2 separate regions of the Homo sapiens genome follow, and region 1 is linked to region 2. Evidence: read pairs that join two places in POLR2A ChIA-PET (ENCODE). Cell type or tissue: Panc1. All regions are shown on one strand.

Region 1 (2,500 bases), 220 kb after region 2:
CCATTCCTATTTTTTGTTTAATTATTATTATTATTTTTTTGGAGATGGAGTCTCGCTCTGTCGCTCAGGCTGGAGTGCAGTGGCACAATCTCGGCTCACTGCAACCTCTGCCTCCTGGGTTCAAGTGATTCTCCTGCCTCAGCCTCCTGAGTAGCTGGGATTACAGGCGTCTGCCACCACATCCAGCTAATTTTTGTATTTTATTTTATTTTATTTTATTTTATTTTTTGAGACAGAGTCTCACTCTTGTCACCCAGGCTGGAGTGCAAAGGGGCAATCTCAGTTCACCACAACCTCCGCCTCTCAGGTTCAAAGGATTCTCCTGCCTCAGCCTCCCGAGTAGCTGTGATTACAGGCATGCATCACCACGCCCAGCTAATTTTGTATTTTTAGTAGAGATGGGGTTTCTCCATGTTGGTCAGGCTGGTCTCGAACTCCCAACCTCAGGTGATCCGCCCACCTCGGCCTCCCAAAGTGCTGGGATTACAGGCATAAGCCACCGCGCCCGGCCTAATTTTTTTTTTTTTTTTTGAGACAGAGTCTCACTCTGTCACCCAGGCTGGAGTGGCGCAATATCGGCTCACTGCAGCCTCTGCCTCCCGGGTTCCAGCGATTGTCCTGCCTTAGCCTCCCAGGTAGCCGGGATTATAAGCACACGCCACTATGTCCAGCTGATTTTTATATTTTTAGTAGAGACGGGGTTTTACCATGTTGGCCAGGCTGGTCTCGAACTCCTGACCTCAGGTGATCTGCCCACATCAGCCTCCCAAAGTGCTAGGATTACAGGCATGAGCCACCTCACCTGGCCTATTTTTTTTTTTTTTTTTTTTTTGAGACAGAGCCTTGCTCTGTCACCCGGGCTGCAGTGCAGTGGCACAATCTCTGCTCACTGCAAGCTCCACCTCCCGGGTTCACGCCATTCTCCTGCCTCAGCCTCCCAAGTAGCTGCGACTATAGGCGCCCGTGCCCAGCTAATTTTTTTTGTATTGTTAGTAGAGACGGGGTTTCACCGTGGTCTCGATCTCCTGACCTCGTGATCCGCCCACCTCGGCCTCCCAAAGTGCTGGGATTACCGGCGTGAGCCACCACGCCCGGCTGGCCTATTTTAATTTTTTAAGACAGAATCTTGCTCTATTGCCCAGGCTGGAGTGCAGTGGTGTGATCTCGGCTCACTGCAACTTCCACCTCCCACCTTCTGGGAGGCCGAGGCAGGCAGATCATCTGAGGTCAGGAGTTCGAGACAAGCCTGGCCAACATGGTGAAACCCGTCTCTACTAAAAATACAAAAATTAGCCAGGCATGGTGGCGCATGCCTGTAATCCCAGCTACATGGGAGGCTGAGGCAGGAGAATCGCTTGAACCCGGGAGGTGAAAGTTGGAGTGAGCCAAGATTGCACCACTGCTCTCCAGCCTGGGTAACAAGAGTGAAAGAGCGAAACTCCGTCTCACAAAAAAAAAAAAAAAGGTAATATGTCCTTTTGTCCTTTGTTCCTATCGGCTCTAATTATAATGCAATGATTTTCTGATCGGGTATTTTGAAGTCCTATTATAATAAGTCAACGCTAGAGCCACAAATGAAATGAAGTACATTTTGCAAGTATAGGTAAGGATGTTAACTCAGGAATAAATTATCATTAATTAAACCATCAAGTACTTTGAAGTGGTGACATGGGCATCGGTATGCTTTCCCTTATAAGTTGGTATAAGTTAGTTTTGATCATTTATATATAATAGGCGCTTGCAAATAGTACAGGCTAACCCTGGGGAAAAAATAGTAGTTTTAACTAAGCCCAATTCCCCCAAACATCTAGTTCATGATATAATTAACTGGAAAATCAATCAAATTTAAGCCCTTGTTTTTCAAATTACTTTTTTTTTTTTTCAGACAGAGTCTCATTCTGTTGTCCAGGCTGGAGTACAGTGACACAATCTCGGCTCATTGAACCTCCACCTCCAGGATTCAAGTGATTCTCTCCCACCTCAGCCTCCAGAGTAGCTGGGACTACAGGCATGTGCCACCATGCCCAGCTAATTTTTGTATGTTTAGTAGAGACGGGGTTTTGCCATGTTGGCCAGGCGGGTCTCGAACTCCTGATCTCAGGTGACCCGCCCGCCTTGGCCTCCCAAAGTGCTGGGATTACAGGTGTGAGCCATCATGCCCAGTCCAAATTAGTCTTTCTTGGCCTCCTAAATCTAAAATTAAATGTCTTTCTACATTGCAAGGAAAAGCTCTACAAAGTTCCCGTTTTTCTATCTTGAATAATCTATGCTTCTGTGAAAACAGAATTTAGTTCTCAAATGCCACAATACATAAGTACCCTAATATGTTATAGTCCTTGACATTTAGAGGAGCCTTAAGAAGGAGGAGATGCTTTCATTCAATTATATGTTTTGTATAACGATTACTTCTATTTTGCTGATGGACAAACTGAGAGGAATCCACTTAGAAGAGTAGAAAAAAGTTTTAGAGGCACATGTAACTGGGGTTGGGTCACTGTGT
Region 2 (2,500 bases):
TCTTATTTCCTGAAGGGGTATAAAGGTCAACATGTTTTTACTGTTACATCCTACCCACTGCCCAGTAGTAAACACACAATACATATCTGTATGTGTTTCTTCCAGTGGTTTTAATTTTTCTGCATAAGATAGAATTACCAATCTTAAGGAAAACAGAGTACACAGGCACCAAATTCTGTGAACCTGAATAACAGATATTATGTAATTATTTTTTCTGTCAGTAGAAAAAGATGAGCTGTAGTAGTAGTAGTAGAAGCCTGGAAAGGCAGTAATGCTGACATTCTGGACTATTGCCTGTGTCCTCTCACCACTTTTTATCACTTCTGACTACGTCTTACTCCTAGAAAATCATAGCAAGTGGGATAGGTTGACTAAATGCATGGACTGGTTTCCATCTGAATTTATTGCTGCAAACTGAGCCCTTATCAATGTGTCATGCACCCTGGACAGACGATGATATATGTCATACAAATGTTTTCTTCCAGCCTGTGGCTTGTCTATTTGCTTTCAGAGGCTTTTAAAGTAATGCAATCCAATTTAATCCATTTTCTCTTTTATAGTTCATAATTTTTGTGTTTTCTTGAAGAAATCTTTGCTTAACCAAAGATTAGGTTTTATTTTAAGTTGTTGATTCTTTTTGAGTTAATTTTTAGATATGGTACAAAGTTGGAAATATTCTCCTTTGTCCACTGAATTACCTTGACACCCTGTTGAATTCCTGATGAAACTGGTAATTTTCTTTCTTGCTTTTTTTTTTCTTTTTTTTGCTGTTCCCCCCTTCCTTCCCCCTGAAATGGGTAATTTTCTAGGAAAATATAATTTGCCAAAGGAACTCAAGAAATAAAAATCCTATGTAGACTAGTGTTAAAATGTGATTAGGCCAGGGGTTTTGTGGACAATTTAATTCATGTTGATGAAGCAGATGATTGCAGTAGTCCCTCCTTATTTATGGGGGATATACCAAGACCAAGAATGCCAGTGGATCCCTGAAATCATGGATAATACTGAACCCCAATATGTACTGTTTTTTTCCTGTATATACATACATACATATGTACCTGTGATAAAGTTTGGATTATAAATTAGGCACAGTAAGAATTTAATAACAATAACTAATAATAAAATAGAACAAATAAGTAAAACAAAGATTACTTGAACACAAGCACTGCAATACCGCCACAGTTGATATGGCAACTGAGATGGCTGCTAAGTGATTAACAGGCAGTGAACACATACGGTGTGGATATGCTGGACAAGGTGATGGATGATTCACCCCTGGGCAGGACAGAGCAGGATGGCATGAGATTTCATCATGATACTCAGAGTGGCACATGATTTAAAACTTACAAGTTATTTATTTCTAGAAATTTTCCATATTATATCTTTGGACTGCAGTCAACCACAAGTAACTGAAACTGCAGAAAGTGAAACCACAGATAAGAGGGGACAGCTCTATAATGCTATATCAATCAGTATAGCAGAGAAAAAGAAAGTATACCTGTTTATTTTATAAAGTTGGCAAAATCTTGATAACTAAAAGCTGACAGTCTGGGCATAGTGGCTCATGCCTCTAATCTCAGTCCTTTGGGAGGCCCATACGGGAGGATTGCTTGAGCCCAGGAGTTCAAGAACAGCCTAGGCAACATTGGGAGACCCTACAAAAAAAAAAAAAAAAAAGACACAAGAATCTTTTAAAAAGTTAGCCAGGTATGGTGGCACACATCTATAGTCCCAGCTATTTGGGAGGCTCAGGTGGGAGGATTGCTTGAGTCCAGGAGGTCAAGGCTGCAGTGAAATGAGATTGTGCCACTGCACTCCAGCCTGGAGGACAGAGCACAGCCCTATCTCTAAATAAATAAATGCTGACAAAGATAGTAGAAAAATACATTTGTCCGGCTGGGTGTGGTGGCTCATGCCTATCCCAGCACATTGGGAAGCCAAGGCAGGCAGATCACATGAGGTCAGGAGTTTGAGACCACACTGCCCAACATGGCGAAAGCCTGACTCTACTAAAAATACAAAAAAAAAAAATAATAATAATAATAGCTGGGCGTGGTGGCAGGCAACTGTAACCCCAGCTACTTGGGAGGCTGAGGCAGGAGAAACATCTAAACCTGGGAGGCAGAGGTTGCAGTGACTCAAGATTGCGCCACTGCACTCTGGACTGGGTGACAGAGCAAGACTCCATCTCAAAAACAAAAAACAAAACAAAACAAACAAACAAATACATTTGTTCTATTCCACTTAATACAGCTGTAGAAAGTCTATATAAATTACATGTAGATTAAATCCAACAAATCATTATTTTTTCTTATTACAAAAACAATATATATTTCTTTGAGAAAAATGAGAAAATATGGCATAAAGGAGAAAATTTTAAGGCCAGGTGCAATGGCTCACACCTGTAATCTCAGGACTTTGGGAGGCTGAGGCAGTGGATCACCTGAGGTCAGGAGTTCGAGACCAGCCTGGCTAATATGGTGGAAACCTGTCTCTACTA

What was found. Peaks named below come from ENCODE experiments on the same cell type or tissue, not always from the same donor. Only the 100,000 strongest peaks of a DNase experiment are listed, where the experiment ranks them.
Region 1: POLR2A ChIA-PET joins it to region 2 with 12 read pairs; 15 of 35 experiments call an interaction of 5 or more read pairs at or near these places.

Annotation. Positions count from the first base shown.
Region 1 is chr1:28,637,978-28,640,477 of GRCh38, forward strand. The region is part of intron 1 of TAF12 (TATA-box binding protein associated factor 12); the gene reads right to left. Among named protein-coding and RNA genes, the nearest start is that of TAF12, 3.8 kb to the right of the region's middle. In Panc1, no CTCF peak of the experiment used is centred here; no DNase peak of the experiment used is centred here.
Region 2 is chr1:28,416,290-28,418,789 of GRCh38, forward strand. All of the region lies in intron 2 of PHACTR4 (phosphatase and actin regulator 4), which reads left to right. Among named protein-coding and RNA genes, the nearest start is that of PHACTR4, 48 kb to the left of the region's middle. RefSeq lists a silencer at 1,164-1,223. In Panc1, no CTCF peak of the experiment used is centred here; a DNase peak (open chromatin) is centred at 1,242; H3K27ac peaks cover 1,485 bases.